Linked DNA regions of Homo sapiens: all the other regions are linked to region 1. A link is a loop called in an ENCODE intact Hi-C map of the cell type or tissue named here. Cell type or tissue: OCI-LY7. All regions are shown on one strand. Each heading gives the region's core, and the rest is flanking DNA. Links, peaks and the distances in the headings are about the cores only.

Evidence for each region. Peaks named below come from ENCODE experiments on the same cell type or tissue, not always from the same donor. Only the 100,000 strongest peaks of a DNase experiment are listed, where the experiment ranks them.
Region 2: it touches region 1 in a loop (6-fold over the local background); 2 of 110 quality-filtered maps call a loop at or near these places.
Region 3: it touches region 1 in a loop (2.9-fold over the local background); 15 of 110 quality-filtered maps call a loop at or near these places.

The regions. Positions count from the first base shown.
Region 1 is chr21:34,016,585-34,024,972 of GRCh38, forward strand. All of the region lies in intron 2 of LOC105372790 (a long non-coding RNA gene), which reads left to right. It overlaps LOC105372789 (a long non-coding RNA gene), which reads right to left and starts at 2,452. Exons shown (of 3, transcript XR_937678.4): 1 at 2,156-2,452; 2 at 857-984; 3 at 1-628. RefSeq lists enhancers at 1,677-1,866, 2,264-2,423, 3,897-4,076. In OCI-LY7, for the core only: CTCF peaks have their summits at 3,836 and 4,038; DNase peaks (open chromatin) are centred at 2,567, 3,077, 3,747, 6,517 and 1 weaker place; H3K4me3 peaks cover 3,838 bases; H3K27ac peaks cover 5,000 bases.
Region 2 is chr21:34,345,644-34,350,643 of GRCh38, forward strand. No RefSeq gene overlaps it. Among named protein-coding and RNA genes, the nearest start is that of KCNE2, 16 kb to the right of the region's middle. In OCI-LY7, for the core only: CTCF peaks have their summits at 2,448 (motif pointing left) and 2,648; a DNase peak (open chromatin) is centred at 2,438.
Region 3 is chr21:33,966,231-33,971,230 of GRCh38, forward strand. LINC00649 (long intergenic non-protein coding RNA 649) reads left to right here. Exons shown (of 3, transcript NR_038883.2): 3 at 3,007-4,956. It overlaps LOC124905013 (a long non-coding RNA gene), which reads right to left and starts at 2,234. Exons shown (of 2, transcript XR_007067847.1): 1 at 2,003-2,234; 2 at 871-1,120. In OCI-LY7, for the core only: no CTCF peak of the experiment used is centred there; a DNase peak (open chromatin) is centred at 2,271; H3K4me3 peaks cover 1,005 bases; H3K27ac peaks cover 349 bases.

The DNA of each region.
Region 1 (8,388 bases), core at 1,594-6,593:
GTTGGCCAGGCTGGTCTCGAACTCCTGACCTCAGATGATCCGCCCACCTTGGCCTCCCAAAGTGCTGGGATTACAGGGATGAGCCACGTGCCTGGCCTTCTTTTTTTCTTTTTGAGACAGTTTCACTCTTGTCACCCAGGATGGAGTGCAGTGGCGTGATCTCAGCTCAGTGCAACCTCCGACTCCCAGGTTCAAGTGATTCTCCTGCCTCAGCCTCCCACGTAGCTGGGACTACAGGCATGCGCCACCACATCCAGCTAATTTTTGTATTTTTAATAGAGACGGGGTTTCACCCTGTTGGCCAGGCTGGTCTTGAACTCCTGACCTCAAGTGATCCACCCACCTCGGTGTCCCAAAGTGCTGGGATTACAGGCGTGAGCCACTGCACGAGGCCTGATAAATTTCAATGATTTGACTGTTCTGGTGGATGAAGGCCTTGGATATTTCTCCTTGTAGGGGGAATCAGTTGTTCTGAAGAACTTTGGTGTTTGCCTTAAGATGATGAGTAGAAGCTTCTCTGTGACAACTGCATTTCACACTCATGAAAACATTCCAGTAATATTAACCACGTGGCTCTTGTAATCTTAAAAAGTCCCATATTGCTTCAGCAATTTTGTCAAGGGGGTTGCTAGGAAAAAAAGGGAGGGGTGGCAGAATGTCAATTTTCTTTAGGGTGGCAATAAGCTCAGCTAAGATTGTACATTTCTCAGATTCCTTGTAGTCAGGGGAGACCTTTGGCAATTCTGGCTAATGAGAAGTAAGCAGATGTTACAGGGTGGGGCTTCCAGGAAAGCTCTTTAAAAGAAGACAGAAAAAAAAAAAAATGTTGGTGTCAGGGGAATAAATTGGCACGCACCTTTCATCATCTGTTGTCCCATTTCTTCTCCCTGGAATGCTGATGCAATGCTGGAGGCAGAGTCGCCATTTTGTAGTCATGCGGTGACTGTGAGCACGAAGGCACAAACTAAGCAGGGAAACAAATAGCTAGAAGAAACATCAGTTATAGACACTGTTGTGCAGCTGCCATACCAATCCTGAATGGCTTACCACAGCAGCCCTTTACATGAGAAAAGCAAAGCCCCTAATTTGTGTAAGTTAATATTTTGGGAGTTTCTGTTACTTGCAGTCAAACCCAACATCTAACTGAATCAGAGGTATTTTCAGTCTACACTAGTGGTTGAGAGTATGGACTTTGAGGTCTGGCAGACCTACTGATATGTTGAGCTATGTGACCTTGGACATACTGCCTCACATTTCTCAGATGCTTCATTTGTAAGATGGAATCAACAACAGTACTAACCACTGGGTTGTTTTAAGGATAAGTTGATATATTTTAAGAGCTAATTAGCTCAGTGCCTGACACATACCAACAACTGACTAGATGTAGATGGTAGAGCGAAACTGAAGTTGCCTTCCAATACAGATAGAGGGTGCGCAGTTATGTACAAGAAGTTTTAAAACTAGGGCACAGGCTGGGTGTGGTGGCTCATGCCTGGTAATCCCAGCACTTTGGGAGGCCGAGGCAGGAGGATCACTTGAGGTCAGGAGTTTGAGACCAGCCTGGCCAACATGGTGAAACCTTATCTCTACTAAAAATACAAAAATTAGCTGGATGTGGTGGTGGGAACCTCTAAGCCCAGCTACTCAGGAGGCTAAGGCAGGAGAATCTCTTGAGCCCAGAAGGCAGAGGTTACAGTAAGCCGAGATTGTACCACTGCACTCCAGCCTTGGTGACAGAGTGAGGTCTTGTCTCAAAAAGCAAAAACAAAACCAAAACTAGGGCATGATTTGGCAGCACTGTGTCTTGGACACTGAATATTATACAGCTGCTGGACTTCATTGTCATGTGAAAAATCAAGGTCATCTGATGCTAAGTGGATCTGGCCAGGCCTACCCTCAGACTGGTATTCCCTCTCTCTGCCCCTTCTAGGGGTCTATGGCTACAGATCATTGTAGGAAAACTATCTGACTCAACATATAGCCCTCCTTACTGGCTAAGGAGAATTAGGCAGTTATGCAGAGAGGACAGGCTGTAATGCATGTTCCATGGCCATCCCTTGACTCGGTTGCACCCAAAATGGACATCCAACACAAAGAGCCCATTTTGAAGGCTGGCCAGAGGCTGACCAAGGGTCCTAGTAGGAAAATTTCTTACCTCTGAGATGGCTGTTTCAAATGTTCTCATCTCTCCTTAGAACTCCTTCCCTTTCTCATTCCCATCTGATGATATTGCTTCTCATTGATTGTAGTGAGAAAATAGAAGCAATTGGAGGAGAACTGATTTATTCTCTCAGAACTGAATCTCTGCCCCTTGGCCCTGCCTTCCTTCCTGTTCCCAGGGATGAACTGGACCTGCTCCTTGCAGAGGAGAGCACTTCACCAGGGCACTGGGACCGTGTCCTCTTGCCACTCTGGAAAACCACTTCTCTCTCTCCTGTATCATGACATACAACTGTACCTTTCTTCTGGATCATTCTCTATGCAAATGAGCTCTAACCTCTCCATCTTAACAACACAACAACCTTCTCCCTTGAGGCTGAGCCCCTCCCTGCTCCCTTCTCACTGCTGTGCTTCCCTTTACAGCCACACACCTGGCCTGTCCTCACTGTTCTGAAAGTGCACTCATCAAGGTCACCAGTGACTCTTTTGTTGCCAAATGCAATGGCCAGTTCTGAGTCCTTGGTTTACCCAAACTTCAGCAGCATTTCACCCAAATGATTACTCCCTTTTTGAAAAACTGTCTCCACTTGCTGTCTTCAGTGTGAGAAATAGACAATAACCAATATTAATACCTTTATAACATAATGTGAACTCCATTATGGTGAGGGCTTTATTTCATTTACAGCTATATTCCTAGCATCCAGAATGGTGCCTGTTACATATAAGGCATGCAGTATATTTGTTGAATGGATGAATCTGGATCAGAGGTGAGCAAAGTGCAGATCACAGACCAAATCTGGCCCATTGCCTGTTTTGTATATAAAGTTTTATTGGAACACAGCTATCCTCATGCATTTGTGGATTGTACAAGGCTGCTTTCACACATCGGCAGAGTTGAATAGCTGTGACAGTGACTGTGTGACCTGCAAGGGCAAACATATCTACTATCTGGCCTTTTACAGCAAAACTTTGCTGACCCCTGATTTAGATAACTACTTCAACTTCCACTACATGCTGTGTGGGCAAGACCCTGACCCCACATGACCAATGAGAGAAAGTTCACATGGAAGAAACACAGCTGCCTCTTTCACCAGGAGCATTCTCAGGATTTGTCCATGGCCAAGGGCTGAGAAGGACTCTCTATGTAAATATAATAAAAGGGTATGGGGTGAAGATGGAAGCAAAAAAACAATTAATCCGTATTAATAAGAAAAACATTCCTGTGCAACCATTTTATATCATGCACTTTGCATATATGTTTCACTGAATGCTCCTATAATCCAGTGAGGCAGGCACTGTCATTTCCATTTTGCAGATGAGGAAATGAAAGCAAATGCAAGTTAAATGTTTTGCTGAAGGTCACAGAGCTACAGAATATCAGAAAAGGGGTAGCTGATGCCAGTACCAGGAATAGACCCTTGGGGCAGGGAGCAGCTGTGATAACCACAAGCACACACAGGGTTGTGATGACATGCAAGTGCTGTTCCCAGTCTGCCCATCTGTCTTGGGAAATCAAGGCCTAGGAAGATGGACTGACTTGCCCAAGGCCACCTGGCCGTGGTAAACGGCACAGCAGGACTTGATCTCACAGTCTGGCTTTAGACTCAGTTCCTCACTACTCTCCTGTAATGCATGACAGGTCCTTGATGAATAGCCGTTAAGCAAATAAACGAATTTGAAGGCAAATTTGTGGAATCCCAGCCAGTGCCTCTGCCTCCACCCTGCAGAGGCCACCCTTCTAAGGTTCAGAGGGCTCAGCAGCATCTGCTTAGAGTAGAGCTGGCAAGAAGGGGGAGGTGTTGTCGTAGAAATTACTAGAACATTTCAGGATTTATTCATTCTCTGTCTACATTTTTGTCTCTCTTGGGGCAGTGCCCATTTCCCTGGGGAAACTATCATTTCAATAACTGGTGATAACATCTGTCTTTAAACTTGTGAACCACTTGTAGAGATGTATTTCAGAAGGGAACTAAGGCTTCCGGTTTTAGGGCAGTTTCTTCCAAAATCATTGAAGTTGCTTTCTTACTCAATCCTGGCTACAGGTTTGAATTGTGCAACAAAATGTATCCCCCAACAGACTACTGTACAAATTATGCCCTCCATTGGGAGGTGAATTTTTTTCCCCTGTCAAAGTTACTTAACTTAAAAAAATTGGGATTTGATGTATTTCTCTTTCAAAATCAGATAAAGCCATCAATTTTATGTACATTTGGCCAGCTCTCAAGAGTGGGACAGGGGTATTCTAGAGAGGAAGCATTCTCTGCTCAGTAAGGCATGTTTTCGATTTTCTGGTTGTGGGGTAAAATTAATGATATCTTTCCTTCTGTATTAATCAACTCAGATTGCCGTAAGAAGATACTATAGATTGTGTGGCTAAACCAACAGACATGCATTTTTCACAGTTCTGGAGGCAGGAAGGTGAAGGTGCCAGCTGATTGGCTTCCAAGTAAGGCCTCTCTTCCTGACTTGCAGATGGCCGCCTTCTCGCTGTGTCCTCACATGGCCTTTCCTTAGTTTGTGCATATAGCAGGGCTGGGGTGGGAGTTGGGAGTGAGGGAGAGAGAGAGGAATTTCTCTTCCTCCTCTTATAAGGCAACCAATTCTATTGGGTTAGGGCCCCACCCTTCTGACCTCATTTAACCTTAATTATCTCCTAAATGCCCTATCTCCAGATACAATCTCACTGTGGGGATTGAGGCTTCAACATATAAATTTTGAGGACAACACAATTCAATCCCTCTCCTGGGACCCTGAGAACCATCCCATGTGACCTGATACTGTGAAAGTTTGCAAGCTGACTGCAAATATTGTTCAATCTGGTTTTGAGACCATGATTAACATGCTTCCATGTAGGAAGATCCCAAACTCTATTCTTTAGTTTCAAGTCCTTGCACACATGAGGAAAAAATTGTGTGCATTGTGCAGCAGTTAGTAGTTTTTCTGAATATTCCATACAGTAATAATAGCTTTGCTTAAAAGGTACCAGACACCCTACTACACCTTTTGTATCTCTAAGCATTTTGTATTATCTTTTAATCCTTTTCACAACCTTGTGACAGATGAAACAGTTATTATTATTCCCAGTTTATGGATGAAGAAACTCAGGTTTAGATAAGCTAGGTAACTTGCTCAAGAGAACACAACTAGGAAATGACTCAATTCAGGTTTGAACCCAGCACTGTGTAATTCCAAGGTATTCTCCTAACCACACTCCGTGTCTCCCAGTTGTTGATGAAACGTATACTTCCAAATACTTCATTCCACAATCATCAGGAATGATGGTTCAGCTTAATGCTTTAAAATTAACCTCTGGCTGAGAAGAAGTTAATTCAGTTTGGTTTAGTTCTTGCTTTTATTCAGATTTATCTTATCCATGTATTTTGGTTAGTAACCATTGAGGCAAAGGGATATTGCTCTGAAAAGCCACTCCTAACTTAAAACATTTTGCTTTTATTAGAATGTCAAAAAGGTTTTTGGTAAAAGACACTTCTAAAAAAAATCAGTGGAGAATGGTAATGGTGCCATTTCCCATTCTGTAATTTATTTTAATGACTGTCTTCTCTCATCTGTGTCGAGAGTGTCCTAAGGCAATTTTATGGGTTTTTTTAATTAAAAATTTTGCTCACTTTTCAGAAACCAAAAGAGAAAACTATCACAGAAAATGTTTTTCTCTTCTGTTTGTTCTGTGTTTCAAGTACTATGTTTCTATCATGATTAAAGTCATTTTTTTTTTGTCAAAGAAGTCCAGCTGTTTGAACCATCTGAACCGGAAGAGTGGAAAGGAATTGAGGTGTTTCTCCCTCCTTCTAGAAAGTTAAGGGTAGCAGAATTTGAACACCACAAGCCTCAGAGAGAAGTGACAGAGGTGAGGACAGATGACCTAATTGGTTATTCCTAGTTATTAGAATTAGGCGGCTTATCTCTTTTTTCCTAAATGTTTATACCTATGGGAGAATTTTCCAGCTTCCTGGGAACACAATTTTTTTTCTTTCTCGAGAGAGATAAGTGTGTTTACTCTCTGCAGTATCTATTCAACTGCAAGGAAGTATTGCAGGGCAGAAGCAAGCTCTTCAATACAAAGCAGCTCATTTCAAAGCATCCAGGCTTACTTTTGTTGTCTGTGCCTATTCATCCTATAAACTGCTCTTCATCAAAATAGTTAACTCTCCCCTGTTCTGCCCCCATCCACTCTTGAGAATGAGGGGATGGCAGGAAACCATCAATACAAAAATCTATGTGGCAACAACAACCATTTGGCCTGTTGAGAGGTGCTTATGCAGAAAGAAACACAAGAAAACAAAGAGGAAGTGTGTGAACTTCTGACCCTCTTTGCCACATGCCATTTGGTGGGTGGGTGGCATGAGCAAGCATCCTGCAGTGGGTGTTTTTATGGGACCAAGTGACAAAGAGCCAAACAGGGTGAGAACTCATGAGTAGCAAGTGGAAAACTACCAAGAGCTGTCCCATCACTCCTGCAACAAACTTCACCTCGCTCAAGGGAGGGTAGCTGAGGCTCCCTTCTCCAAATCCTGCAAGACACAGGCACTCTGATGGGGCCAGCTCTTCACTGCATGGGAGGGCTTTTGTTGAACAGTGAGTTTCTGTGCCCCGCTCCCTTTTTGGCCCCTTTTGCCCAAGTGGAGTGACACTTTATCAATTGGGGGGGCAGGCAACGAATAGAGGATATTAATGATTGCTAACGGACCCCCATCTGCTGTTCCGCCTGCAGCTTTTATGAAACCCACATTTTAAAATTAACACATGGAAAAGACAGTCTTAGCTCAAAAGTGTCAGCTAGGAAAGGAATTCAATTGATCCCCACTCTGTAGTTGTCTGAGTGGATCTGCTAAATGTGGACTTGCAGGAGGGCAAGAATTGTTCTGAAAACTGATATGAGAACACAGGCCAGCCTGTGCAGTGGCTACATCAAGGAATTCCAGAAGGTTTTACCTTTGGATTTAAATGTTGGCTTTAGCATTTGGTGGAAGTTTTCTGGGGAGATGAGAATATGATAACTCAGGGAGGAACAGTAAAAATTGGCTGAGGACGGCTAATGCCCTGGGGTTAGTGGTTTGCGTTTTCTTAGAACATGCAGGAAGGCAGGGGGCTTTTCTAGAAAGCACTCTGGGTCTGAAGATGTGAGAGCTGTGATTGAGCTGGGTTTAGCCTTTATTGTGACACTCTGGGCAAGAAACTTAACTTTTCTGAGTGTCTGTTAAAAGGTGACAATAAGACCCACATCTCTCAAACGAGACAGTGGGTGAGAAAGTGATTTGTAACACAGGACATTACAATAAATACTACATAAATTTTTTGTATAATAAAACTTGTAAATAATGTAGGCTGTCAATGCATCCGTTTGTTCAAGGAACATATATCTACAAGGAGCTGTTGATATACAATAAATAACAGACTCAGTCTCTGTCCTCACAAAGTTTACAGTTGACACTCACACGCAAACACAAAAGTCCTTTAAAGTGCGGTAAGTGCTATGATGGGTAAATAAAGGCTTCATAGAAGTTTATAAAGATGACGCCTACCCTGGTCTTGGGAAATTTCCAGGAGGCTTCCAGGAGGGAGTAATGTTCAAGCCAGGCTTAAATGCCATCTCCTCGGTGAGGACTCTCATGTACTGCTTAGTTAAAAACTTAACCCCTTACCCTCCTGTTTTATTTTTCTTTAAAGCACTAGCGCTATCTGATGCACTCCCTGTATTCACTTGCTGATAGTTTGTGTCTGTCTCTCTTAACCAAAGTGGAAGCTCATGAAGTGAGATATTTTTCTGTTTTGTTTTCTACCGCATCCTCTGCGCCTAGGATAGGTTATGACACATAGCAGGCACTCAAGATATGTTTGTGGAATAAATGAATATAAAATGTAAGTGTGATTTGGGCAGCCAGGAGAGCTGGAAATAATATTCCAGGAGCAGAAAACCATAAGCAAAGACCAGGAGGCCAAGTGTAGGTGGCTTGGTTTGGCTGGAGTATTAACATGTGAGGGTGGAATATGGAGAGATCAGACTGGGGAAGTAGGTAAGGCCAGATGGTGAAGGGTCTTGTAAGCCAAGTTCAAGGGCTTGGACCTTATTCTGAGGGTTGTAAGGACAGTTGAAGTATTTAATATGGAAGTGATAAGATCTGAGTTTCCACACAGCTTGGGACAGGGAGACCATGGGGAAGCTTCTTTCCTAGTCGAGGAGCAAGACAATGATGACCTGAACTAGGACTA
Region 2 (5,000 bases), core at 1-5,000, 330 kb after region 1:
TCCTGACCCTGGAACATTCAAGCCTCCTTACTGACCCAGACAGTGGGTGGCTGATGGGAACCATATGCTGGAAGTCTTCCGGTGGGGCAGGAAGGGGCCTCATTCCAAACCCCATGCTGAGAAAGGAGCTGGCCGGCTCGGACCACTTATTGTCCCCTGCTGGGAGGGGTGACGCTGCGGCTTGCTGGACTATCTCCCCTTTGATGAAGAATGCCATCCTCTGGGATGGGCGGCAAAGAAAGGGCCAGCCTGTGACTTCTGTCAGCTCCCCCGCTGCATCTTAGATGTGCCTATCCTGGGAGATTTCCGGACCAGAAAACTCATCTTTAAAAAGCTTCGTACCTGCCCCAGGTCCCGGGGGATCCCATGTCCCGTCCTCCCCTCCGGCCCCAGCTGCAGCAAATGTCTCCTAACAGGGGCCCAACTCCCAGTAGCCACCTTAATCACATGGCAGGAGTGTCTATTTTCGTTACATAAACAGAGTTGTCTACATTTGGATTCCGGGGCTGGCTACAGGAATTTGTAAACAGCGTGGTGTACGTGTTTCACAGAAAGTTGCCAGGCTGTGCTCTCTTTCCCACTGCCTGTTGTCCAGTTTTCCCTTTTATAGAGAGTCTGGCTGGGAAAGAGAGACAGAACTTATTTGGGAATAGAGGACAATCTCTCAGGCAAATTCCTCTCCCCCCACCCTAGTCACCGCTACCTCCTCGGCTTCAATTTTGAGGTCTGATTCAAAATTAAGACCCTTCTGAATTATGAATCCCTCCTAAATGCTAGCTTCTATAGATATAAATATAAACCTCATGGAAAACAAATTTGGGGAGATTTTATTCCCAGAAGGGTAACAAGGAATTTTGAAGTTTGAGGTAGATTTTAAAAACTCTTGGACACTGCTGTCCCTATCTGAGCTGAGATCCCACATAACATCATGACATTCCACTGGTCTCCTACTTCCCCCAGGAGCTGTCTTGAGCTTGCAGCAGAGGCTTTTAAGGCTCTGGAGTGAGGGCAGCAGTAGCCCCAAGGAAAAGAGGGGTGCCCACTTTTTCCTTTCATTTAATAACCATTAATGAAGCATCTATTGAGATTAGATTCTGTGTTCAGCACTGTGGGCCTGAGAAGATGTTTAACACAAATCATTGGTGTCAAAAAACTGCAGCGAGGCCGGGCATGGTGGCTCACACGTGTAATCCCAGAACTTTGAGAGGCCAAGGCCGGCAGATCACTTGAGGCCAGGAGTTCGCCATCAGCCTGGCTAACATGCTGAAACCCCATCTTTATTAAAAATATGAAAATTAGCCGGGCGTCGTGGTTCACACCTGTAATTCCAGCTACTCGGGAGGCTGAGACAGAGAATCACTTGAATCCAGGAGGTGGAGGTTGCAGTGAGCCGAGATCGCGCCACTGCACTCTAGCCTGGGAGACAGAGCGAGACTACACCTTAAAAATCAGACAAACAAACAAACAAAAAACCTGCAATGAAAGATGGACTTGTTAAGAGTCACTGAGATGGATTTGGGATGGCAGAGTGGATTTGCTGAAGGAATGAATGAAAAATAGGTCTGTGACTGACAATGAAGCCTGTTACAGTGGTTGAAGTTGAATCTGCATCTTAAATTCAGTGTAGGCTAACTTTTGCTCTAACCGAAAGCTAGGGTCACAAGCCATCCTGCTTTGCCTGGGACTAATGGGATACTCAGGACACAGGATGGAAAAGTTCTCAGGCAAACTAGTGCAAATTGGCCACCCTACTTAAAATTCAAAGAAAAGAGAACGAGGAAGAAAACTCCTGTGTAGGAACTATCCAAACTAGGAAAAATAACCATGAGAGGTCACTGGGACATGAAGCATATATGAGCAGTTATTTTTCTCCTTTTATGGGAGAATGAAGAAAAAGAAAATAATCTACCCATGTAGAAAGAAATAGAGGGAAATTAATGAGTTATGAGAAAATGGGCATTGACAATCAAAACAAAAGGGCTTACATTCTTAAAACATTCTCGAACAAACCTGGCATTAAACAAAGCTACTGATACATTTTAACTTCATCTGCACAGATAACTGCAAAGAAATGCATGGCTTTTAATCACTCCAAATGCTGTAAGGGTCTGAACACATCCATTTCCCAAGAGCATCTGTGTTCAGAACAGGTGAAGTTAGAATAAGCAGCGGTTTAAAATAATGTTTAGTAAGAAAAGTTTAATGTTATACCTAGATGTTGTATTTCTTTACCGGTTGCTGTAAAGTGTATCCTTTTTAGAAAGACGTGCAGATGTTAATAGTTAATGATTTTCAAGGAAGCAAGGATGTCTGCTATTTTAATAAAGAGCTTACTGTGCTAGAAATGTCATAGTTAGTCTGGAAGCATGCACCGTGATGTCAGATCAGTTGAGGGCTCTGGCAAAGTGTAGCTGGTCCCTTGGATTAATAAAGCTCAGATTTGGCGCCACCTGGCGGCAGCTACCCAAATTTCAGGTACAGAACCCAGGAAGAGAGAAACACATCGCGCATTTTAAGCTTAGCCAGTGGCAGAAGGCCAGGCGCGGTGGCTCACGCCTGTAATCCTAGCACTTTGGGAGGCCGAGGCAGGAGGATCGCTTGAGCCCAGGAGTTGGAGACCAGCCTGGACAACATGGCGACATCCCATCTCTACAAAAAATACAAAAATTAGGCGTGGTGGCGCGTGCCAGGCTGAGGTGGGAGGATCTGTTGAGCCCAGGAGGTCAAGGCTGCAGTGAGCCCTGACTGCAACACTACACTCCAGCCTGGGTGATAGAGTGAGACCCTGTCTCAAAAAAAAAAAAAAAAAAAAAAAAAAAAAAAAAAAAAGGCAGCAAAGGCCATTTCTATCACCAAAAGCAATATTTTATGCATTTTTGAATTGTGAGTTGTGCAAAAGAACCTGGGTCCTCTTGTCCAAAACTTTTCATTCAGAGTATGAGTTTTTGTAGCCTTTTTTTCTCAGCTGTCAGATGAGGTTCTTTGTAACTACCTTGCAGGGTTGGCATAAAACCAGAGCCATGGTATATAAAGTTTCTTACACCATGAAATACTACGCAGCCACAGAAAAGAACAAGATCAAGTCCTTTGCAGGAACATGGATGGAGCTGGAGGCCATTATCCTTAGCAAACTAACACAGGGACCAAAAACCTGATACCGTGTGTTCTCACTTATAAGTGGAAGCTAAATGGTGAGAACCGATGGACACAAGGAGGGGAACAACAGACACGGGAGCCTACTTGAGGGTGGATGGTGGGAGGAGGGAGGGGAGCAGGAAAGACAACTATTGGATACTAGGCTTAGTACCTGGGTGACAAAATAATCTTTACAACAAACCCCCATGACACAAGTTTATCTATATAACAACCCCTGCACGTGTACCCCCAAACCTAAAATATAAGTTTTTTTTACAAGAAGCTATTACTTTAAATAAATAAATAAATAAATAAATAAATAAATAAGGTTTCTTGCACATTGCCTGGCACTCAGGAGTTGCTCAATAAATGGGAGTAGCTGAGCTGGTAGCAATGGCTGCTGACGTTACTGATGGGCAGGGTGAACCTGAAAGTGCTGGCTGTGGGCTGTAGGTTCAGATTGCACTTGAACTTTGCTGCCACCAGTAATTTCCTGAGAGTGGATAATGCAGGGTTGCTTGAACAGTCGAGACACATGAGAATCTGAAAGTGCTGCTGGAGCCTGGGCTCTCTAACGGAAGCAGAGCACAAGGTCAAGTTTCCTGGGCAAGACCTTTCCCAGAGGCTCGAACAAGGACCTAAGTTCTTGCCCAACCTTTGACAAGTTTCCAGAGATGTTATGAAGAGGAGACAGTTCTTTCTGAGACTGGGCAAACAGGGAAGGTAGTGAAAAATGCTAATAATTTGTTTTGTTTTGTTTTTGAGACGCAGTCTCGCTTTGTTGCCCAGGTTGGAGTGCAGTGGCACCATCTCGGCTCATTGCAACCTCTGCCTTTTGGGTTCAAGTGATTCTCCTGCCCCAGCCTCCCCAGTAGCTGGGACTACAGGTGTGCACCACCATACCTGGCTAATTTTTGTATTTTTAGTAGAGACAGGGTTTCACCATATTGGCCAGGCTGGTCTTGAACTCTGAGCTCAGGCAATCTGTCCACTTCAGCCTCCCAAAGTGCTGGGATTACAGGTGTCAGCCACCACACCCAGCCTAAATACTAAGAATTTTTAAAGAAGGAATTGATGCTTATAGAATTTTGGTTCCTTTTTCTGTAGAATCAATAGGCTGGACTAGATCATCTTTAAGGCCCCATATAGTTGTTTTGTGTTTTTTTGAGACAGGGTCTTGCTCTGTTGCCCAGGCTGGAGTGCAGTGGTACAAGCCCAGCTCGCTGCAGCCTTGACCTCCTAGGCTCAAGTGATTCTCCCCCATCAGCCTCTCGAGTTGCTGGGACCACAGGCATGCACCACCACACCTGGCTAATTTTTATTTTTCTTTGTAGAGTCAGGAGTCTCACTACATTGCCCAGGCTGGTCTCAAACCTGGGCTCAAGTGATCCTCCCAATTCTGCCTCTTGAAATCCTGGGATTACAGGCGTGAACCACCACCCTTGGCTAATTCTAACATTCTTGAATCCTAAGAGTTCATGACCAAGGAATACAAAAAGCACAGCCCTGTTGGTGAGGATTTGGAGCAGCTGGATCTTCATTCATTACTGGTAGGGATGTAAAATGGTCTAGCAACTCTGAAAACTCATCTGGCAGTTTCTTATAAAATTAATCATGTACCTGCTATGTAACCCAGAGATTGCCCAAAGAAATGAAAATGTATGTTCACACCAAAACCTGTACATGAACTTTCATAGCATCTCTATTTGTGATAGCAAAAGCTGGAAATAACTCAGAGTAACAGATATTTAATGGTTAAATATTCATATGATGGGGTACTACTCAGCAATAAAACGAAACTAGCTCTTGATATACACAACTCGGATGGATGTCAAGAGCATTATATAGAGTGAGGAAAAGCTGAT
Region 3 (5,000 bases), core at 1-5,000, 52 kb before region 1:
GTATATATAAAGTATATAACATAAAAATCAGAAATAAACATAAGGAATGTAAGTATTGAAATTACATTGTGAGCTTGCTTTTTGTACTCAGACCTTCCCCACAGTGTTAGGATGGTTTCATTGGCAAATAAAAGAAACTGAACCCAACCCAGCTTAGGACTTCAGGAAAATTGATTGAATGATTGCTTGATTGCTTCTATGATTGAAAACGCTGCCTCACCTCCAGGCCTCCCTGGCTTGATGCCCAGAGGGGCAAAAGGAGCTTCTCTTTTCTCCCAGCAGTCACATGTCAAATCCTAGATGAGCTCAGGCTGGCCTTACTTGGACACACGCCCCTCCCTTGGGCCTTTGACTTAGCAGGAAGGATGGGGGGCTAATTAGCCAGAACTTGAGGGGGCCAGACACTGTGACTGAACCCCCAGAATCAATACCATCAGCTTTGGGGAGAAGCAGCTCCCAGGAAAAAGAAACAGTAATTGCCTATAATCTTGCTTTTCTTTCCATGCTGACAAGAGACATTTTCCCTGAGACTGACAGAAAGCGCTGTGTTATAAAGAACTAGTCCTTTCTCTTAGCTGTTTTCATAATTCCAGGTGTTTTCTGTTCCAGTCAAAAGACTCGAGAAAAGAAAAATTTCCCAAGAGAGAGGATCAACTTCTTCTTTATTTTGGGAACAGTAGCTAAAATGTGGTCTCTGGACCCAGGCTAACCTAGATTTCAACACTGCATCTCCTGTGGAGTGTAGGAACTTGGGAATTTAGGTCCAGTTGGCCTTCACTTTCCCTGTTTGCAAAACAGAGATAAAATTATACCCCTCTTAGTTTTATGGTAAGGATTAGATAAAATAACACGTATTACCAAATAGCACAGTTCTTGGTAGATTTTCTTTTATTTACTTTCTCCTTCAAATACCCACTGGGTAATTTTTTACCCCTCGAGAAGCCTTGGAAAAGCAGTGATACTGGATGCATTCCCTTATCTTATCACTTGTCACATTCATTATGCTGAAATCATTCATTTAAGTGTGACTCTCTCTTTTATTTTCCATCAGGCGGCAGGTTCCTTGAGATCCAGGGCCATGTGTTATCCGTTTTGATGTCCCCAGTGTCAGACTTAATGCCTGGGAACACAATAGGAATTCAACCAATGTGGAGCTGCTGAACTATTGAACCACCAGATAGAGCTTTTGAGGGTGACCGATCGTTATTGCCTTTAGAAAAGCAAGATTGGTGGGTTACACCCACACAGAGCCAAGTTAGACTATTTTCTGGAATTTGTTTAACCCAGGGTATGTATTTACCTGGACCACAAAGAGAATGTTGATGTGACCAAGTCATCTTATAGGGGAATGGCAAGGAAGGGAAGAGGCAACAGGGAGTTACATGGCTGGGTTGGAATCTTAACTCTCCCGCCTACTTGCTTGTGGAATCTGAAGCAAGTTTTTTCATCTATTTCTACCTCAGTTTTCTGATTTTTAAAATGGTACAATAATACCAACTACATGGGACTATTGGGATAATTAAATGAGACAATGTATTTAAAAAGCCACTGCAGGCCGGGCGTGGTGGCTCATGCCTGTAATCCCAGCACTTTGGGAAGCCGAGCAGTTGGATCACTTGAACTCAGGAGTTCGAGACCAGCCTGGGCAACATGATGAAACCCCATCTCTACAAAAATACAAAAAAATTAGCCGGGCATGGTTGGCATTTGCCTGTAGTCCCAGCTACTCGGGAGACTGAGGTGGGAGAATCGCTTGAACCTGGGAAGCAGAGGTTGCAGTGAGCCAAGATTGCATCACTGAACTCCAGCCTGAGACCCTGTTTCAAAAAAAAAAAAAAAAAAAAAAAAAAAAAAAAAAAAAAAGCCACTGCCTTGAGGCATCAACATACAATATGGAAGAGTCCCTGAGCTGGGGCCACAGGGTTTGCTTGGTAGGCACTGTGTTTGTAGGAGTACAGTCTTAACTGCTGTAACAAAGGGGCTCCAAAGTACAGTGACTTACCAAGAGAGAAGTTGATCTGTTTCCATGTCACAGTCTGGAGGTCAGCAGGTCAGGGCTGCTGGGGTAGCTCCACATCCTTAATACGTGCTTTCCATTTCTGTGTCTAAGGAGATACCCTGGTTCTTCTCCTCTCCTTCCAGCAGTGGAAAGGGGGAAAGGGACTGGGCACAAGGGGTCGATGATACTACCAATTTTTTGAGGGCAAGATCAGGATGTGACCCTCATCACTTCTGCTGGCTTTACCTCGTCACATGACCATGGCTACTGCAAGGGAGACTGGGAAATGTAGTCTTTGGCCAGGCAGCCATGTTGCCAGCTAAAATTTATACTACAGAAGTATAGAAAAACAAAAATTGGGAGACAACCAGCCACCTGCCATAGCCACTTAGGACCTCACGAAAAAAGGCAAGAGTGATAGTTACCTCTCAAAAGGGCTCTTTGCTGGGTTCCCTTGGCAGCAAGTGCATAGTACAAAGTCTAACTCCCCATGAACCAGAAGGGAATTCAGGAAATGATTCAGGCTCCCTGGCTGACTCAAACACTCAGGATCCTGGAGAGAAAAGTAGCCATACACCCATTTGGGGCTTGGGGTTTAGTTTATAATAATAATAATGACTTTGGCACAGAAAACTTCCTGAGGGTTAATGAATGACTGGCTTGGATTAATAGCCCAAATCACTGCTGAAATCTATCAACTCCTTCCAGCTTCATATTAATCTACAGGAAATTCTTTGTATACCGAGCTATTACAGCTTCAATCTCACAAAATAAAAATGAATGGATGTTTCATTAGAACTTGGAAAAAAACTTGATCACCATTGTGGGTGGCCACCATGCTGTTATTATTTTTTTTCCAGGCACATTTCCTGCATTTCCTCCGGTTCTCTTTCTGGCTTCAATTTGCTGCAGTGGCAACAGCAGCAGCTGGCCCTCTAGACTAACATCTCCTTGCTATTTATAATACACTTTGCAATGCTCATTATTTCTTAACTTTGTCTTCCCAGATAGACTGGGAGCTCCATGAGGTCCGAGACAACCTGAAGACGCCCAGCTCAGCAGAGACTGGCTACGGCAATCACTCAGTAACTATTTGTTGAATTGGACATAATAGAAGAGCTGAAGAATTTTAAACAAGTCACCATCAGTGCAGTGGATTCCTCAAAGCAAACCTGGAAATCTCGGCATGAGTTGGATTTAAGGCAGTACATTTTCAGCTCCTGAAAATTTGAACAGTTTCTCAAGAGAACAACTTGAAACAGAAAGGCAAGGATGTAGATGTGGTTGTAGAAGATGATGTCTGCGGCCACCAAACTGTCCACTGTGAAGACAAACCATGCATGTTTAGTAGGCAGTGGCTCCTCTTCCCTGTGGGGAGTCCCACTGCTTCCCTGGCCTGGGTGTTCTCTGCCGGTAGATGTTATTGACAAAATAAGCAAAGTCCTCTGATTCTGAGAATTAGAGTTAATGATAGCTCTAGATTGCCTCTGCCATGCTATTTAAAGTCCTGCTTTATTGTCTGACATGAGTTCGGCATCTATGAGGACTTGTCCAGTGCAAAGTACAATCTCCACTGAAAGATATCACCAGCACATCTTGTCACTGTGCTGTAGCAAGCTGGGCAGTACAATGATGTTGGCAGGATCCTGTTTAGGTGGAGGATGGCCACCTGGGCATCAAGAATCTTCTACCCTGATTCCACATTGACTCCCCAAAGTGGGCTTCAGACAGCTCTTTACTTACGTCTTCTGATTAAAGCAGCAGACAGGGTCCCAGCTAGAGAAAAGTTCTGGGAGCAGGAGAGGTGTTGGTGGCTTTAAAACCAGGGGTGAAGATTGAATTAGGAGGTTAGGCAGGAGTAGGATCAAAGACTTAGAAAATGCTTGTTTCCTCCTATTATTCTTATGAGAGCTGATACGGGGCTTTCAGTTTTGGGGGAGAGCCTTGGAAGAGAATGAGGGAATTTAATCAACTAGCGGGACCTTTCCAACTTACATTTCCCAGTGTTTGTTGGATGATACGTTTGCCTAATAAGTTAAAGCTTCCAAAAATAGAAAGGAAAGCTTGGTGACACTAAGCTCTGGCATGCTGTCATCTTCTGGCTAGGGGTCTTGTGCTTCTGTTTTTCTATTTCTGACCAAAGACATAAAATGTGTTGTGACCTCTCAGGTAATGCTGTGGTATCATGTCCAAGCAGTAACTAACCAGAGTGGAGTTTTTACAGGTAAAAAAGTATTGAATAGCTCAGCAACAGGGAGGACTTAATGATAAATTGCTTTTTCAGAAAATGACAAGGGGACAGACACTTGCGGTTCTTCCATTGAGAGCCTTAAGGAAGTTAAGCGAAGCCTCTGCTCACCCCTTCAAGTAACGATGACCCATCAGATCGTGGTCATAACCAGTAGCATCTGAGGCACCCCTAAGCTCTCTGGGCCCCAGATTCCTTGTTAAGTTAAATGAGGTGACTTCCCAGTTTACCATTCTAGGGGTTCCTGAGGAGTTAAAAATGAAGGAGAAAATGCAACATGTACCAAGTGAGCAAGAGCTCAAGGCTTATCTCTGGCACGAAAGTGACCGCTGTCCGTTAGAGATGTGATTGCCCTAGATTTCCTTTAGGAAATGCAAACATTGAACTCTGGCCTTCAGGACCCAAGTCCCGGCTTGCATCTATTCTATACACTTTCTGTTATTTGTTAGGGCTCACAAGGAACAGTTATTTATCTTTTATTTTCTATTTTTTTTTTAGAGATGGAGTCTCACTCTGTCTCCCAGGCTGGAGTGCAGTGGTGCCATCTCAGCTCACTGCAACCTCCACCTCCCGGGTTCAAGCAATTCTCCTGTCTCAGCCTCCTGAGTAGCTGGGACTACAGGCGTGTGCCATCATGCCCGGCTAATTTTTAGTATTTTTAGTAGAGGCAGGGTTTCACCATATTGGCCAGGCTGGTCTTGAACTCCTGATCTCAAGTGATCTACCCTCCTTGGCCTCCCAAACTGCTGGAAT